2 separate regions of the Homo sapiens genome follow, and region 1 is linked to region 2. Evidence: chromatin loops called from intact Hi-C (ENCODE). Cell type or tissue: pancreas. All regions are shown on one strand. Each heading gives the region's core, and the rest is flanking DNA. Links, peaks and the distances in the headings are about the cores only. Region 1 overlaps BABAM1 (BRISC and BRCA1 A complex member 1). Region 2 overlaps NWD1 (NACHT and WD repeat domain containing 1).

Region 1 (9,624 bases), core at 1,625-9,624, 520 kb before region 2:
AGCTGGGATTACAGGCATGTGCCACCACTCTCGGCTAATTTTTGTATTTTTAGTAGAGATGGGGTTTCACCATGTTGTCCAGGCTGGTCTTGAGCTCCTGATCTCAGGTGATCCGCCCGCCTCGGCCTCCCAAAGTGCTAGGATTACAGGCGGAGACCTTGTCTTTGTTTTATTTATTTATTTATTTTTGAGACGGAGTTTTGCTCTTGTTGCCCAGGCTGGAGTGCAGTGGTGTGATCTCAGCTCACTGCAACCTCCTCCTCCAGGGTTCAACAGCTTCTCCTGCCTCAGCCTCCCCAGTAGCTGGGATTACAGGCATGCACCATCACGCCTAATTTTTTATTTTTAGTAAAGACGGGGTTTCACCATGTTGGTCAGGCTGGTCTCGAACTCCTGACCTTGTGATCCGCCCACCTCGGCCTCCCAAAGTGCTGAGATTACAGCCGTGAGCCACTGCGCCTGGCCAAGACCCCGTCTTTAAAAACAATTTTTAAAAAATTTCCAGTCCCCGTTCTGCGTTGCCCATTTTCAATCCAGCGGAACTAGGACTTCAGTATTTTGGAGGGCTGGACCTCTGAGAGTCTTAGTGTCCCATCTGCAAAATGTGAGAATCCTAACGAGGTTGATGCGGGGATTGAACAGGGGCTTGGGCACAAGGGCCTGACACACGATAGGTTCCAAAAAATGCTCATAGGGAGGAAAAGCAGTCACTCAATAAAGCTGTTTGTGTTTATTTTTGAGATAGGGTCTTGCTCTGTCACCCAGGCTAGAGTGCAGTGGCGCGATGACAGCTCACTGCAGCCTCGACCTCCTAGGTTCAAGTGATCCTCCCACTTCAGCCTCTCAAGTAGCTGGGAATCACAGGCGTGAGCCACCGAGCCTGGCTTAATTTTTGCATTTCCTGTAGAGACAGGAAATGTTGCTATGTTGTCCAGCGTGGTCTTGAACTCCTGGCCTCAAGCAACCCTCCTATCATGGCCTCAGTACTGCTGATGGAGCTCTTAAACCTCCCCCTTAGGGATGTATGATCCAGGCCTGGCTCATCAGAACATCACACAACCCTGGTACATGACTAGCTCTTAATTGAAGGTCATGTATCCCCCCGGGGGAGTCCAATCATATCCAGATGCTGAGAGAACTCTGCCTTGACCTGGATTGGGGTCTGGGGAGTGGTTGAAGCCATCACACACCTTTCCATTGGTTGGGGGGTAAGCAGGGCACATTGACTAGCAACCATGTAGTACCCTCCCAAATGGCAATGTTGTCCTAGCACCTGGACACAGCCAAGCCTGAAGCTGTTCTCTTGGCTTTTTCATCTTTTTTATTTTTGAATTTTTCTTTTTTATTTGAGAAAAGCTCTCACTCTATCACCAGGCTGGAGTACAGTGGTGCAATCTCAACTCGCTGCAACCTCCACATCCCGGGGCTTTTTCATCTACAAGAAAGCAGCCACTCACCTTTGCTCAGTGGCTAAGTTTTCCATCACTTGCAATGAAGATGATCCCCATTAACACAAAGTGATTGGCGTGGACTTCGGTTAACGAGTCTCAAATTTTTATTTTGATGGCAAAAATCACACAGGGAAGAACAAAAATTATCCATGACAAACTAGGAGTGGAAATGGGCTGGGAGACACAGAAAATGGGTGCCCACAGTTCCTGGGATCCCTCCTGGAATCCTGGGTTTCCCTCCTAGGACCCTGCAAGGTACCCTACGTGCCTCCTGGAACCCCCCCACCCCGGAGGTCCCAAGGAACCCAGTTTGAGAACCAAGGCTTTAGGCCAAGGACTTCCTTGCACAAGAAGGTGCAGATGTACAGGGATGGTTCAGACAGTGGCCTCAACCTCAATGGCTTCATCCTCCTCCTCCAGCAGGCTGTAGGAAGCATGGCTCTGGCAAGGCCGCTGCAGGGGGTGGGCCAACAGTTTCGCCATGCAGTTGTGCAACTCCAGGGCTGGCCCAGCCAGTGCCACCTCATACTTGTAGCTGGTACCCTTGGTATCCAGGCTGCCCATGAAGGCAAACATATCCTGCCGGGGAGGCGGGGGTCAGTGAAGGGCTGTTCAGGCAGAGGTTACCCCAACAGGCCCTTCATATCCCTGGAGGGCTTCTCAGAAGAGGGGACATCTGGGGTGGGTTCTAAAGGGTGAAGAGGAGTTTGCCAAGCAGAAACCATTCACACATTCAGCAAACATTCCCCGCCATGGACCCAGTGTTAAGGATCTGAAGAGGTCCCAGTCATGGCCCCCAAAGAGTCCCCAGTGTGGGCCGGGCGCGGTGGCTCACGCCTGTAATCCCAGCACTTTGGGAGGCTGAGGCGGGCAGATCACAAGGTCAGGAGATCAAGACCATCCTGGCTAACACAGTGAAACCCCGTCTCTACTAAAAAATACAAAAAATTAGCCGGGCGTGGTGGCAGGCACCTGTAGTCCTAGCTACTCGGGAGGCTGAGGCAGGAGAATGGCGCAAACCCGGGAGGCGGAGCTGGCAGTGAGCCGAGATCACACCACTGCTCTCCAGCCTGGGCGACAGAGCGAGACTCCGCCTCAAAAAAAAAAAAGAGTCCCCAGTGTGGAGGCACACAGTCAGATACAGACACATTCTCCTGGCCCCCACTTTGATCCTTCTTGAAAAACAGGGAGGGCTTCTCAAGAGGAGGGACTTTTTATTTTACTTATTTTATTTTTTTAATTTTTTTTTTGAGACAGGGTTTCGCTGTTGTTCCCAGGCTGGAGTGCAACGGCACGATCTCGGCTCACCGCAACCTCTGCCTCCCGGGTTCAAGCGATTCTCCTGCCTCAGCCTCCTGAGTAGATGGGATTATAGGTATGTGCCACCACGCCTGGTTAATTTTGTATTTTTAGTAGAGACAGGGTTTCTCCATGTTGGTCAGGCTGGTCCGAACTCCCAACTCAAGTGAGTCACCCGCCTCGGCTTCCCAAAGTGCTGGGATTACAGGTGTGAGCCACCACACCTGGCCGTATTTTTATTTTTTGACACAGGGTCTCCGCCCTGTCACCCAGGCTGGAGTGCAGTGGCTTCATCACAGCTCACTACAATCTCCACCTTTCGAGCTCTAGCGAGCCTCCTGTCTCAGCCTCCCGAGCAGCTGGGACCACAGGCGTACACCACCACGCCTGGCTAGAGGGGGGACTTTTGATTTGGGTACTGAGATATAAGGAGGAGCTGGTCTCAATTCCCTGTTCATAGTTGGGTAAACTGAGGCTCAGAGAAGTAAGTAGTCCACTCGAGGTCCCACAGCTAATTCAGGTCTGGGATGTGAAGGCCCAGCAGGGCCTGGGGAGTCCAAGAGGGATGGATGCTCCAGGCTGAGGGTGCAGCGAGGTCAAAGGCAGGAAGAAAGGGAAGAGGGAGCGGGTCGTGGTGGCTCACACCTGTAATCCCAGCGCTTTGGGAGGCTGAAGCAGGCAGATCACCTGAGATCAGGAGTTCAAGACCAGTCTGGCCAACATGGTGAAACCCCGTCTCTACTAAAAATACAAAAATTAACCTGGTATGATGGCAGGTACCTGTAACCCCAGCTACTCGGGAGGCTGACACAGGAGAATTGCTTGAACCCGGGAGGCAGAGGTTGCAGTGAGCCGAGATCATGCCACTACACTCCAGCCTGGGAGACAGAGGGAGACTCTGTCTCAAAAAAAAAAAAAAAAAGAAGAAGAAAGAAAAGCAAGCAAGCAAGCAAGAAAGAAAGGAACGCAGGGAACGTTGGAGATGGGGGAGGCAGGACTCAACATGTTGCCTGGACCATCGTCCCAATGGCTGCCACCCCATCAGTCACAGCAGACAACTGGGAAACGGCTGTTCAATGACCAATGCCATGACCTACCCCAACCAGGGTTCCAGGGGTATCAAATGGAGGTAGAGACCCCCAGACCCAGTGCAGGTGTGTTCCAAGACATCCTGTCCACACCCGCCTGCTACTCACACCTGCTGCAGCCTCTCACCTTCCAACTCATCTCCTCCTCCTTCTCCTCAGTGCCATTGTGGATGTAAACAACGTCAAAGAAGAAATATGGGCACTGGAACATTTTCTGCAGGGGAAGTAAAGAACACCAGCCTCTGGGGCTTGGGTCACCCCGTGCCCCATGACTATAGCTCCCCCATTTCTGCCTCAGACTCTGGGAACTTACCTCTAGGCACCCCAGCCTCTGTGGTTGGAAGTCCCTCCTGGTGTCTAACCACCATCCTCATGGCTGCAGGCACCCCTCCCTCTCCCAGGCCTCACCCACCTTCATGGGCTCCGTCAAGGAGAACTGGGGCTGGCAAGGTGGACGGCTGTAGACAAGGATGGTGCGGACCACATATGGCGGGGGAATCGTCTGCACGTTCTCTGTGACCGGAAGCTCAGTTTTCTGCTGGCTGCATACCCGGGAGGAGGGAGCAGTCAGAGCAGCCTGTGGGGGTCTGCCCCTCTTATCACCCTGAGAGAGACCCCAGATGCTCACCGGGCAGGTGAGGCCCCACTGATGTCTCCCAAGTTCACTGCTGCCTGTGAGGCATCCCATAAGCGGTTCCCTCTGCCCTGAGCATGTTCCCAGCCCCACCCCTCTAAGTGCAATGGTGAGATCTCGGCTCACTGCAACCTCTACCTCCCAGGTTCAAGCGATTCTCCTGCCTCGGCCTCTCAAGTAGCTGGGATTACAGGTGGCCAGCTAATTTTTGTATTTTTAGTAGAGACGCGGTTTCACCATGTTGGGCAGGCTGGTCTCAAACTCCTGACCTCAGGTGATCTGCCCGCCTCGGCCTCCCAAAGTGCTGAGATTACAGGCCTGAGCCACTGGGCCCGGCCACCCTCAGTGTCCTGAACATCCCCCATCACTGCCGTCAGCTGGAGCTGCCTAGCAGCATGTGCATCTCCACCAGCCCCCATGCTCCCAAGACACACATAAATGAGGAATTGCTCGGGGCGAGGTAGGAAGGGAGGAGGCTTTAAGGCTCCCTAGATTACTTCTGTGCCGTTTGGAGCTTTTTCCCAGAAGTGACCCTTCTCTTTGAAGGTGAATAAGAATTTCCCCACAGGGGACTTACATGAGGCTGAAAAGTCCTTCCAGATCTGGTGGGGGTGCTAAGGAGAAGGCTAGTAGAGCACGAGTGAGCGGGAAACAGGTGGCTTCCCCGATCCCGATACCAGAGGAGACCCGGCACCCCTAGGGACGCACCATGTGACCCTGGCCAAGTCACTTGCCCTCTCTGACACACAAATTCCCCTCAGCATGGATCACAAAATAGGATGCTGGTACCGGATGACTTTAAGACTCTTGGTATGCCAGGCATGGTGGCACACGCCTGCAATCATAGCACTTTGGGAGGCCAAGGCGGGTGGACCATCTGAGGTCAGGAGTTCGAGGCCAGCCTGGCCAACACGGTGAAACCCTGTCTCTACTAAAAATACAAAATTAGCTGGGCCTGATGGCACATGTCTGTAATCCCAGCTACTTGGGAGGCTAAGACAGGAAAATTGCTTGAACTCGGGAGGTGGAGATTGCGGTGAGCCAAGATCGTGCCACTGCACTCCAGCCTGGGCAACAAGAGCGAGACTCCATCTCAAAAAAAAATATAATAATAAATAAGATCCACAGGGAGCCATGGGAGGTTTTGGAGCAGAGATGGGATGGGATGGAATCTAATTTATGTTTTAAAACAGAATGGGGCCGGGTATGGTGGCTCATGCCTGTAATCTCAGCACTTTGGGAGGCTGGGGTGGGCTGATCACTTGAGCCCAGGAATTCAAGACCAGCCTGGGCAACATAGCAAGACCCCATCTCTACAAAACATTCAAAATTAGCCAGGTGTGGTGGTGCACACCTGTAATCCCAGCTACTTGGGAGGCTAAGGCAGGAGAATCGCTTGAAGCTGGGAGGTGGAAGTTGCAATGAGCCAAGATCGCATCACTGCACTCAGCCAGGGCAACAAGAGCAACAGGAGCAAAAATAAAAAAAGGTCCCCTTTCCTGCATGGCTGGGGCCACTCTCCTCAAAATGAAAAGAGCCAGGGGTGTCTTGTCCTCCTGGAAAAAACTCTCACCATTTATTCCTTTTTTAACTTACGAGAGTCCTATTCTATTTCAGTTTTGGGCCACACATGAGCCTTTTATGTCCAAATTACCATAAAATGTCCTGCGCCCAGGTTCAAGTGGCTGTAGGAACAATGGTGACACTTCTGTCACACACTGCCATTTATTGAGCACTGACTGTATGCCCAGTCCTGTGTGAGGTGATCCCCTTGTGCATGAATTTTGGACCTCCTGAATACAAATCAGGTATTTCTTTCTTTTTTTTTTTTAAAAAAGACGGAGTCTCACTCTGTCTCCCAGGCTGGAGTACAGTGGCAAGATCTCAGCTCACTGCAACCTCCGCCTCCCGGACTCAAGTGATTCTTGTGCCTCAGCCTCGCAAGTCGCTGGGATTATAGGCATGGACCACCATGCCCGGACCAAATCAGGTACTTTTGCTTCTGTATTGTTACAGCATCTCCATGGGGTAGGCAACTTTGTGCCTTCCACAGTACAGATGGGGAAACTGAGGCTCAGAGGGGTGACTTTCCCAGCCTTGGCAGATCTGAGATCTGAACCTCAGCCAGCCAGAGTCATGACTTAGACTTTCCTGGGCCCCAAGGATGACAGAAGGAGACAGCCCCCTTCATGGGGACATCTCTGCCAGGAAGGATACTGAAGGTGGAACAGGAGGCCGTCTCCAGATCATAGAGGCAGCTACAGAGCTCGCGGGGGTCGGAGGTCAGGCCAGACAGCTGCAGGGAAGCAGAGGCCTCAGTGCGATGCTCCCCGGGCCCCAGGGGACCCCAGGGCACCCAGCGCCTGCCGCAGCCTCACCCAGGCCGTGTCATCGTTCACCACCACCAGTGCAAACTCGTGGCTTTTGTCGATCTTGTGTTTTGTCCGCACGAACATCTCAATCATCTTCTGGGAGACATTGAGGGCGTTGGTTTTGGAGCTGGGGAGGCAGAGAGTACAGGGGAATTAAGGTTCCCTCAGGGCCGGGCACAGTGGCTCACGCCTGTAATTCCAGTACTTTGGGAGGCTGAGGCAGGTGGATCACGAGGTCAGGAGTTCAACACCAGCCTGGTCAAGATGGTGAAACCCCATCTCTACTAAAAATACAAAAAAATTAGCCAGGCGTGGTGGCGAGTGCCTGTAATCCCAGCTACTCAGGAGGCTGAGTCAGAGAATTGCTTGAACCCAGAAGGCGGAGGTTGCAGTGAGCTGAGATCGCGCCACTGCAGTCCAGCCTGGGCGACAGAGTGAGACTCTGTCTCAAAAAAAAAAAAAAAAACAAAACAAACAAAAAAAAACTTCCTTCAGCCACCCTCCTCTGAAAACCCTGCATGATAAGGCCCTGGAGGTATAGGTCATACTGCAGGGGTGTGGCGGAGCTCAGCCACAAACCCAGTCTGGCTGACATCGGAGCTCCTGCCCTCTCCAAATGGGTCCCTCTGCGCAGCATGGGGCTCAAGTTTCCCCTAGAGTCATTGCAGGAACTTTGCTCAGCCATGGGCAGTTGTGAATGCCACTGAGGGGAAGAAGGTGTCACCTTCAACATCTCCAAGGAGGTCCTCAAGCCCCATCCAGGTCCTGCAACCCAAACTGCCCCCCACTCCAGATACAGCTGCAGGCAGCACATGACTCCAGACAAGGGCTTCAGGGCCAGCCAGGCCTGGGTCCGAATCCTGGCTCTGCCCCATTACTCTGAGCCCTTGAGCAAGTCACTTTGCTTCTTGGCGTCTCCAACTCATTGCTATGAATGGAGCCTCAATGGGCCATAGCCTTAACATTACCAGTTGTCCTTGCTACTCTTTTTTTATTTTATTTTACTTTTTTTGAGATGGAGTTTCGTTCTTGTTGCCCAGGCTGGAGTGCAATGGCGCGATCTTGGCTCACCGCAACCTCCATCTCCCAGATTCAAACGATTCTCCTGCCTCAGCCTCCCGAGTAGCTGGGATTACAGGCACGCACCACCGTGCCCAGCTAATTTTTGTATTTTTAGTGGAGGTGGGGGTTTCACTATGTCGGCCAGGCTGGTCTCGAACTCCAGACCTCGTGATCCGCCCACCTTGGCCTCCCAAAGTAATGGGATTACAGGTATGAGCCACCAAGCCCGGCTTCTTTTTTCCTTTTTTTAAAGAGACAGGGTCGGCTGGGCGCGGTGGCTCACACCTGTAATCCCAGCACTTTGGGAGGCCGAGGCAGGCGGATCATGAGGTCAGGAGATTTGAGACCATCCTGGCTAACACGGTGAAACCCCATCTCTACTAAAAATACAAAAAAATTAGCCAGGCGTGGTGGCAGGCACCTGTAGTCCCAGCTACTCGGAGGCTGAGGCAGGAGAATGGCATGAACCCGGGAGGCGGAGCTTGCAGTGAGCGGAGATCGCACCACTGCACTCCAGATTGGGCGACAGAGCGAGACTCCGTCTCAAAAAAAAAACAAAAAAAAGGGACAGGGTCTCGCTCTGTCGCCCAGGCTGGAGTGTGGTGGCAAAATCATAGCTCACTGCAGCCTCAAACTCTTGGGATCAAGTGATCCTCCCAGCTTGCCCTCCCAAGTAGCTGGGACTCTAGGAGCACGCCACCATGCTCGCTAATTTTTTAAAAATACATTTAGAGGCTGGGTGCTCATGCCTGTAATCCCAGCACTTTGGGAGGTCAAGGCAGGCAGATGACTTCAGATCAGGAGTTTTGAGACCAGCCTGGCCAACATGGCAAAACTCTGTCTCTACTAAAAATACAAAAATTAAACGGGCATGGTGGTGCATGCCTATAATCTCAGGTACTCGGGAGGATGAGGCACAAGAATGGCTTGAACCCAGGAGGCAGGGGTTGCAGTGAGCTGAGCTCATGCCATTGCACTCCAGCCTAGGCAAGAGAGCGACACCCTGTCTCAAAAATAAATAAATACATACATACATACACATACATATATATATTTTATTTTTTTAGAGATGGGGTCCATGTTGCCCAGACTAGTCTCGAACCCCTAGCCTCAAGTGATCCTCCTATCTCAGCCTCCCGAGTCACTGGGATTACAGGCATGAGCCACTGCACCTGGCTCTTGCTAATCTCTGATACTGCCAAGCCTGAAGCCAGACCAAGCTGGTGTGAGTTTCAGAGTGAGAGCCCCGTATCTTTTGGGCTGGACCCTCCCTGCCATGGCTGCATGTTCAAGCCCTAAAATGTCCCTCTTACCCGTTGAACGACTCCAGCTTTGGCAGTGACATTTCCTCTGACAGGTCCAGGCAGATAATCTGCAAGGTAGTTGGAGGGTGGTGAGCGTCCTCTGACCTTAACGTTGGCCCCCACACCACTCACTGGCCCTCTTCAAGCTGCCTTGTCTGAAAAGGCAGTATGGTGACCTCTAATCCTCAGCCAAGCCATCTACTTTGAAAAGCAATGGCTTAGAAGAATGGGCACTGAACTGGGAGTCCAAGTAGATAAGTAAATAAATGAGCCAGAGAATGTGTGACACAGAAACACAGAAATGAGGATATAGTGGATCGAACTGTGGCTCCCAAAAGACATGTCCACCCAGAACCTGAGAATGTGACCTTATTTGGCCTGGCACAGTGGCTCACACCTGTAATCCCAGCACTT
Region 2 (9,700 bases), core at 1,137-9,136:
AGGAAAGGTATGAGAATTGATGAAAATCCAGCTCATGACTCAATGAGGAGAGCATGTTTCTAGAAGTCAGTGCCCGTCCTGGTCACTCCTATCCAGGCCATCTGGACTCACCCATGCCTCGGAGCTCCACAGCAGGGCGGCAGAGCTGGAGGGCTTCACGGACCAGGCCAACCTCAGGGGAGTCCAGGTGAGGGGCACACAGGTCAAAGTCATCCAGCAGGTCTTCAATGCCCCCAGAGATGCCCCGGCAGGAAATCCAGCTCATGCTGCCTGAGGGAGAGAAGGGGGGAGGATGTGGGAAGTGCCTACCTCCCTCCAGTTCATCCTGGGAGGTGGAGAATCATCTCTCCATTTCCTCCAGGGCATCTCAGGCTCAGCAGTAGTGACACTGGGGCAGGATCATTCTCTGTGGTAAGGGGCTGAACTATGCATTGTGGGATGTAAAGCAGCAACCCTGGCCTCCACCCACCAGATACCAGTAGCACTCCCACCCCAAGTGTGACAATCAAACATGTCTGCAGACATTGTCAAGTGTCCCCTGGGGGGGCAGAATCTCTTCTGGTTAAGAATCACGGGGATTGGTGAATGGATGGATAGAGAGAGAGAGAGAGGGAGATAGAAAGAATGTTGGGTGGATTGGTGCATGGATGGACAAACAGAAAGATAGGTGGGTGGATGGATAGAATGATGGGTGGATGGATGGATGGATGACCAGAAAGGTAGATGAATGAATAGATAATGGACATATAATGGGTGCATGGATAGATAGATAGAATGATGGATGGATGGATGGACAGACAGAAGGATGAGTGGATGGATGGATGGATGGATGGATGGTTATAACCAGCTCATGGCTCAATAAGGAGATCATAGATGGATGGGTGGATAAATGGATAGTTAGATGGATGGATGGATGGATGGATGGATGGATGGATGGATGGACAGAAGATGGGTGGATGGATGGATGGATGGATAGGTGGATGAACAGACTGACAAATAGACAGACAGACAGATAGGGTCTCTCATGATAAGGCAGGGGTTTTCACTCTATGCACCAACATTTGGAGCTAGATTATTTTCTGTGGTAGGGTGTCCTGTGCACTGTAGGGTATTAAGCAGCATTCCTGGCCTCCACCCACCAGATTCAAGTAGTGCCTTCTCCCCTAGCTGTGACAACCAAAACTATCTGCGGACACTGTAAGGCATCCCCTGGGTGTAGAATTGCCCCTTGTGAGAACCTCTGCCTTAGGAGGAACGAAGGATTTCCATGTTTGCCCTTCACCCTCCCCAGGCTCTAGAAGACTGGAGCGTGGTGCAGTCACCAGGCTCGGTCCTCTGAGATGGGGGGCAGCCCTTACCCAGAACCTCCTGTTTCAGCTCCTCCAGGCGGCCCGAGTGAAGCAGGTGATAGGGCAACTCCTTCAGCTTCCGCAGGTTTGCAACCGTATGTGAGAACCACAGAGGCTGCGGGGCCACCTGGCAGAGGAGAAGGGAGACTGCAGCTTGGACACAAACCCATTCATTCACTCCACGCACAAGCCCATTCATTCACCTCATGCTCCAGACAGTGCTGGAGTGGACGAGAATGCAATGGAAGACAGACATACCCCCATGTGCCCATTGGTCAGGGCTGGAGCAGAGGACGACATCTGGGACTCAGAGAATCAAAGCCAGAGGTCATGGGACTTTCTGGGAGGAATAGGGAATGTTTCCTGAAGGCAGAGGCATCGGAACTGAGCCTCAGAATTAAGTGGGCATCTATGTGGCAAAATGTGTCAGAAAACAATGGCATTCCAGGGCAAGGGAACAGCATGGGCAAAGGTCTGGAGGTGTGAAAGAGCAGGCTGAGTTTGGGAGGACTGAATTATACAAGTCAGGTTAGGGGATGCGGGTGGGAAATGAGAGTAGGGAGCTTGTAAGCAGCAGATCACGAAGGCACTGAATATCAGGCTGGGTAGGTCAGGCTCAAGACTGAGGGCACTGGGGAGCTATGGAAGGTTTTAGACAAGAGGCATAATCATAATCAGATTGGATGGTCAGAAGCATCCTTGGGAGGATGCACTAGGGCAAGAGACTGAGAGGCTAGGTGAATGAAAGGGGCTCAGACCATGTCCTGGAGAGGCAGGATGAAGCTGAGTCTGCAGGGACTCTGGGCACACAGGAAAGGATTTGTGAATGGGTCTCGGGGGGAGAAGAGAAGGGTCAGCACCAGGCTAGGTGTGGTAATCCCACCTGTAATTACACGCCTGTAATCTCAGTGCTTTGGGAGGCCAAGGCAGATCACTTGAGATCAGGAGTTCGAGACCAGCCTGGCCAACATGGCAAAACCCCGTCTCTACTAAAAATACAAAAATTAGCCAGGTGCAGTGGCACACACCTGTAGTCCCAGGTACTAGGGAGGCTGAGTGGGAGAATCGCTTGAACCTGGGAGGCAGAGGCTGTAGTGACCTGAGATCATGCCAGTGAACTCCAGCCTGGGTGACAGAGCAAGACTCTGTCAGGAAGGAAGGAAGGAAGGAAGCGAGGGAGGGAAAAAGAAAAGGCAGCACCAAAAAAAGAATAGAGCCTGGTCCTGCCTCCAGCCTCCCCAGTCCAGCAGGGAAGACAGAGAAAAAGAAACATCAAGCTATAACCAAAGAATTAAAAGTGTAATTTCCTAGTTGCAATCATTATACAACAGTTATATAAGATTTTAACATCAGGGAGAAGAGTCCACAATAACTCTGTACTTTGTTTGTTTGTTTGTTTTTGAGACAGAGTTTCTCTCTGTTGCCCAGGCAGGAGTTCGAGACCAGTATGGCCAACGTGGTGAAACCCCGTCTCTACTAAAAATACAAAAATTAGCCAGGCATGGTGGCGGGTGCCTGTAATCCCAGCTACTTGGGAGGCTGAGGCAGGAAAATGGCTTGAACCTGGGAGGCAGAGGTTGCAGTGAGCTGAGATCACGCCATTGCACTCCAGCCTGGGCGACAGAGTAAGACTCTGTCTCAAAAAAAAAAAAAAAAAGGAGTGGGGGGGACAGTAGAAGGGACATCTTGCCCTCTGTGCGGAAAGGAGAAGTAGGTCGGGAGGACATTTCGAGTGCAAAAAGGGGAAGGAAGGAGGTGAGCAATGCCAGGCAGGGTGGAGGTTGCAGGTGGGGAATGGGGGTCCCAGGTACCTCACCTTTCGGTCCAAGTTCAGTGGTTTCCCCACAAGTGGCAGAGTGATGAGCTTCTTGGTACCCTGGCTCCAGGTCCCTGAGAAGAAGTCGGCCAGGACGCCATGCCTCTTGGCTCTCTCGGATCCTGACAGGTAGCGCTCACGGACCACCTCGACCAGCTGTCTACAGAGAGGGTATACAGACTGATAGACCTGGGTGACCCATCAAGCTCAAAGGTGGCTGCTTGTCTTCCTGGAGGCAGTTCCCAAATCCCAAGCCATCCTAAACCACTCTGTTGACCACCTGTGCTATTTGATACATCACATCTATCTCTAAATTGGTCCGTGTTTTTTTTTTCCTTACATCAATTTACTTTCCTTACATACATTTCAAAGAGGAACATTTGAGCTCCTCCAAAATTTACACATAAAATAACTTACCACCTGACCCAGCAAATCCACTCCTGGGTATATACCGAGAATTAAGAAACAGGTGTTCAGGCTGGGTGCAGTGGCTCATGCCTGTGATCCCAGCACTTTGGGAGGCTGAGGCGGGTGCATCACCTGAGGTCAGGAGTTCAAGACCAGCCTGGCCAACGTGGTGAAACCCTGTCTGTACTAAAAAAAAGAATACAAAAATTAGCTGGGCGTGGTGGTGTGCTCTTGGGAGGCTGAGGCAGGAGAATCACTCCTCCCAGGTGGAGGTTGCAGTGAGCTGAGGTGGTGCCACTGCACTCCAGCCTGGGCAACAGAGAGAGACTCCAAAAAGAAAAAAGGAAAAAAAGAGAAAGAAGGAAAGAAAGAAAGAAAGAGAAAGAAAGGGAACAGGTGTTCAAACAAAACCTTACACATGCATGTTCACAACAGCAAAAACGTGGAAACAATGCAAGTGTCCATCCATAGACGAAGATAAACAAAACCTGGTCCATCCATACAATGAAATATTATGTAGCCATGAAAAGGAAGGAAGCACTGATCCCTGCTACAATGTGGATGAGCCCTGAGAACATAATGCTGAGTGAAAGAAGCCAGACACAAAAGGCCACATAGTGTGAGATTTCGTTGATCTGAAATGCCCAGAACAGGCAAATCCACAGAGACAGGAAGCAGATGAGTGGCTGCCAGGGGTTAGGGAAGGGGAATGAGGAGTGACGGCTGATGGGGACAGGGTCTCCTTTTGGGGAGATGAAAACGTTCTGGAACTAGACAGAGGTGAGGGGTGCAACATTATGAGTGTACTAAAATACCACTCAATTGTCAACTTTAAAATTCTGACTGGGCACAGTGGCTCACGCCTGTAACCCCAGCACTTTGGGAGGCCAAGGCGGGCAGATCACCTGAGGTCAGGAGTTTGAGACCAGCGTGGCCAACATGGTGAAACCCGTCTCTACTAAAAATACAAAAATTAGCTGGGTGTGGTGGCTCATGCTTGTAAACCTAGCTACTCAGGAAGCTAAGGCAGGAGAATCGCTGAAACCTGGGAGGCAGAGGTTGCAGTGAGCCAAGATTGTGCCGCTGCACTCTAGCCTGGGCAACAGAGCAAGACTCTGTCTCAAAAAATAATAAAATAAAATTAAATAAATAAAATAAAATGTGGTGAATTGGCCAGGCATGGTAGCTCACACCTGTAATCCCAGCACTTTGGGAGGCCGATGTGGGTGTGTCTCTTGAGCCCAGGAGCTCGAGACCAGCCTGGGCAATGTGGTGAGACCCCATCTCCACAAAAAAATTTAAAAATTAGCCAGGCATGGTGGTGCATGCCTGTAGTTCCAGCTACTCCGGAGGCTGAGGTGGGAGGGTTGCTTGAGTCCAGGAGTTTGAGGCTGCAGTGAGCCATGATGACAACCACTGTACTGCAGCCTGGGCGAGACCCTGTCTCAAAATACATAAAATAAAATAAAATAAAATAAAATAAAATAAAATAAAATAAAATGGTGAATTTTATGTTTCATGAACTTCACCTAGTTTAGTTTAGTTTAGTTTAGTTTAGTCTAGTTTAGTTTAGTTTGAAACAGGATCTCACTCTGTCACCCAGACTGGAGTGCAGTGGTACAGTCACGGCTCAGTGTGGCCTCAAACTCCTGGGCTCAAGTGATCCTCCCACCTCAGCCTCCCAAGTAGCTGGGACCACAAGTGTGTACCATCACACCCAGCTAATTTTCTTTTTTTTGAAATGGAGTCTCGCTCTGTTGCCAGGCTGGAGTACAGTGGTGCGATCTTGGCTCACTGCCACCTCTGCCTCCCAGGTTCAAGTGATTCTCCAGCCTCAGCCTCCCGAGCAGCTGGGATTACAGGCACGTGCCACCGCGTCTGGCTAATTTTTGTATTTTTAATAGAGACAGGGTTTCACCATGTTGGTCAGACTGGTCTCAAACTCCTGACCTCAGGTGATCCGCCACCTCAGCCTCCCAAAGTGCTAACACACCTAGCTAATTTTCTTATTTTTTTTGTAGAGATGGGGCCTCGCTACGTTGCCCAGGCTGATCTCCAACTCCTGGCCTCCAGCAATCCTCCTGCCCTGGCCCCACAAAGTGCTGGGATTATAGGCATGAGCCACTGCTTCCAGCCTCAACTCAATTTTAAAAATAAGTGAATTGTGTCAGAGTTCTAACTGGACTTGATTCCCTGGGAATGGTAAGTGAAGGATCTGATACTGAGAAGACCCCCGGCCAGTGAGTCCTCATTCTTGGGGTCCCACCCAGACAGTGTCGCTGCCACTGCTGCCTGGACCTACCTGTGGGCAATGGCCAGGAGGGTGAAGCCATCCACGGGCCGCCGGGCCAAGTAGTATCCCAGATCCCGACGAAGCCGCACCCACAGCAGGGGCGGGAAGCGCAGCAGCTCCTTGCTGGGCGGGGTCCAATCTCGGTACACATCCTGCAGGACCTCGTCGTCCAGGGACAAAACATCCTTCAGCTCCGCCTCCGAGAGACCGTGTCTGAAGGGAGGACCAGTGGGGCTTTGAGGCACATCTCATGTCTTCTGCATTTGGAGGATGCAGAATCCAAGAGAGGGAGGGATACAGCCACCCGCGCGGTGTCCAGCACATCACCTGGGATCAGCATTTGGACAGCGCCCACAAGGTACCAAGCACGGTTAGGGCAATACCCACCAAGGAAGACCTTTTCCGATTTTTTTTTTTTTTTTTTTTTTTTTTTTGAGACAGAGTTTCACTCTGTCGCCCAGGTTGGAGTGCAGTGGTGCAATCTCGGCTCACTGCAACCTCCGCCTCGCGGGTTCAAGCGATTCTCCTGCCTCAGTCTCCTGAGTAGCTGGGACTACAGGCGCCACCACGCCTGGCTAATTTTTGCATTTTTAGTAGAGACGGGGTTTCACCATGTTAGTCAAGCTGGTCTCCAACTCCTGACCTCGTGATCCACCTGCCTCGGTCTCCCAAAGTGCCAATCTTTTCCTCTGCATGCACACCTACAGAACCATAAATGGCCCGCTCCTCAACCTCGAAGGGGTCTGAGACAGACACTATAGGGAGGGAAGTGGTAACTCAAGGAAAATAATGCAGAAACCAACTGCACCTACCCCACTCCACCCTGGCCCACCAAGGCTTGTCTTTAAATTAGGATAATTGGGCTGGGCGTGGTGGCTCACACCTGTAATCCCTGCACTTTGGGAGGCTGAGGCAGGAGGACTGCTCGAGGCCAGAGCTCAAGACCAGCCTAGGCAACAAAGGGAGACCCCATCTCTACAAAAAAATTTAAAAATTAGCTGGGCATAGGGGCACACACCTGTAGTCCCTGCTACTCTAGAGGCTGAGGTGGGAGGATCACTTGAGCCCAGGAGGTTGAGGCTGCAGTGAGCTGTGATTACATCACTGCACTCCAGACTGGGCAAAAGAGTGAGGCCCTGTCTCTAAAATAAATACATAAATACATGAACAAATAAATACAAATAAAGTTAAACTGGTTAAAAATTAATAAAATTCAAAATGCGGTTTCTTGGTTGCATGAACCATCTTTCAAAGTTTTAAATTCAGTTTCTGAGTTGTGTGAAGCACCTTTCAAGTGTTCCATAGTTTTTGTGGCTTGTAGTTACCATATTGGTAATAATGTCATACCCAACACTGTACTCTTTCCAAAATTCTTTTTTTTTTTTTGAGACAGAGTCTCACTCTGTTGCCTAGGTTGGAGTTCAGTGGCGCCATCTCAGCTCACTGCAATCTCTGCCTCCTGGCTTCAAGCGATTCTCCTGCCTCAGCCTCCCATGTAGCTGGGACTACAGGTGTGCACCACCACGCCCGGCTAATTTTTGTATTTTTAGTAGAGATGGGGTTTCACTATGTTGGCCAGGCTGCTGTTCAACTCCTGATCTCAGGTGATCTGCCTGCCTCAGCCTCCCAAAGTGTTGGGATTAGGCGTGAGCCACTGCACCTGGCCTGCAAAATTCTATGATATGGTATCAGACAGAGCCTAGGAGATGTGCCCCTGGTCATGGGTGAACCGCTAGGTTGAGAGCCTATCTTCATCCCTGAAGACATCCCCTAAGCAATGCGAACCTCAGAGCGGGCACCTCACTTGGCACTCCCAGAGGACCCGCCTAGCCTGAATTGCAAAACAGGGCTGTGCATGGTCATCAGGCTTGCGTTTGAGCCTAGCTGGGAGACCTTGGTGAGGAATGTACCTTCTCTTTGCCTCAGTTTCCTCATCTGCCAAAAGCAAAACTGTTGAGGGCTAAGAAGAAAATGCACTAGTTCCTCTTTTTCTGAACTCTTATTCTGGCGAGTATGATCTCATTGGTCCTTCCAGTAGCCTTGGAGGATGGATGCTCTCCCAACCAGCCCCTCCATGCGGAGGAGGAAGTGAGGCTCCCAGAGGGCACAGGGCATGCTGAGTGCAGCGTTTCTTGGGCTCGCATGGTTGATGTTTGGGGTCAGATCATTTTTTAGGGTGGGGACCGTCCTGTGTGTTGTAGGGCAGCAGTCCCCAGTCTTTTTGGCACCAGGGACCGGTTTCTTGGAAGACAATTTTTTTCCCGCGGACCAGGGTAGGGGTGATGGTTTTGGGATGATCAAGTGCATCACACTTGCACACTTTATTTCTATTATTATTACATTGCAATATATAACGAAATAATTCTACAACTCCCCATCATGTAGAATCAGTGGGAGCCCTGAGCTTGTTTTCCTGAAAGTAGACAGTCCCATCTGGGGGTGATGGGAGACAGTGACAGGTCATCAGGCATTAGATTCTCATAAGGTTCAAGCAACCTAGATCCCTCATATGCGCAGTTCCCAACAAGGTTTGTGCTCTTATGAGAATCTAATGATGCTGCTGACCTGACAAGAGGGGGAGCTCGGGTGGTAATGGGAGTGATGAGGAGCAGCAAGAAGTGGCTGTAGATACAGATGAAGCTTCACTTGTTCGCCCACTGCTCACCTCCTGCTGTGCAGCCTGGTTCCTAACAGGCCACGGAGCAGTACCGGTACTGGGGGATGGGGACCCCTATTGTAGGATGTGTAGCAGTCTCCACCCAAGCCTCCACCCACTAGATGCTGGTAGCATGATAGACAGGCAGATGTATAGATAGGCATATAGATTATAGATAGACAGATTATATGGAGAGATAAATAAGAGATAGAGCAATAGATACAGAGATAGATAAACATAAAGATAAATAGACAGATGATAGATAAATAGATATAAATAGGCAGATAGACATATAGTTGACCCTTGAAGAACACAGGTTTGAACTGCATGAGTCCACTTATATGTGGATTTTCTTCCGCCTGTGCTGTCTCTGAGACAGCAAGACCAAGTCCCCTTCTCCTCCTCCCCTCTTCCTCCTCTTCCTCTGCCTACTCAATGTGAAGATGACAAGGATGAAGACCTTTGTGATATCCACTTCCACTTCATGAATAGTACATGTATTTTTCTTCCTTATTATTTTCTATTTTTTTGAGGCAGAGTCTTGCTCTGTCACCCAGGCTCAAGTGCAATGGCGTGATCTAGGCTCACTGCAACCTCCGCCTCCCAGGTTCAAGCAATTCTCGTACTCAGCCTCCCAAGTAGCTGGAATTAAAAGCATGAGCCACCATGCCCAGCCCCCCTTTATGATTTTCTTACTATCATTTTCTTTTCTCTACCTTGTTTTGTTGTAGGAATACAGTCTGTAATACATAGAACATATGAAATACATGTTCGTCGACCATTTATGTTACTGGTAAGGCTTCTGGTCAACAGTAGGCTATTAGTATTTAAGTTTTAGGGGAGTCAAAAGTTATACATCAATTTTGAGGTACGTTGGGAGACAGCTGGTTCCCCTAACTCCCAGTTTGTTCAAGAGCCAACTGTATATACAGAGATAGATTATAGGCCAGGTACGGTGGCTCACGCCTGTAATCCCAGCACTTTGGGAGGCCAAGGTGGGAGGATCGCTTGAGCCCAGGAGTTTGAGAGCAGCCTGGGCAACATAGTGAGACCCCATCTCTACTAAATAAATAAATAAATAAATAAATAAATAAGGCTGGATGTGGTGGCTCATTCCTGTAATCCTAGCACTTTGGGAGGCCAAGGTGGCAGATTATTTGAGGCCAGGAGTTCGAGAC

The links. Hi-C counts contacts between places; a loop is a spot of excess contacts. Peaks named below come from ENCODE experiments on the same cell type or tissue, not always from the same donor. Only the 100,000 strongest peaks of a DNase experiment are listed, where the experiment ranks them.
Region 1: a loop joins it to region 2, with 2.9 times the contacts of the local background. A loop is called at or near these places in 30 of 110 quality-filtered maps.

The regions. Positions count from the first base shown.
Region 1 is chr19:17,271,251-17,280,874 of GRCh38, reverse strand. BABAM1 (BRISC and BRCA1 A complex member 1) reads right to left here. Exons shown (of 9, transcript NM_014173.4): 3 at 9,220-9,278; 4 at 6,851-6,971; 5 at 6,690-6,768; 6 at 5,050-5,074; 7 at 4,251-4,380; 8 at 3,966-4,052; 9 at 1,538-2,030. The coding sequence ends at 1,827. Among named protein-coding and RNA genes, the nearest start is that of ANKLE1, 5.8 kb to the left of the region's middle. In pancreas, for the core only: no CTCF peak of the experiment used is centred there; no DNase peak of the experiment used is centred there.
Region 2 is chr19:16,755,604-16,765,303 of GRCh38, reverse strand. It overlaps NWD1 (NACHT and WD repeat domain containing 1), which reads right to left. Exons shown (of 19, transcript NM_001007525.5): 7 at 5,876-6,079; 8 at 3,166-3,325; 9 at 1,359-1,476; 10 at 112-270. Among named protein-coding and RNA genes, the nearest start is that of NWD1, 41 kb to the right of the region's middle. In pancreas, for the core only: no CTCF peak of the experiment used is centred there; a DNase peak (open chromatin) is centred at 5,955.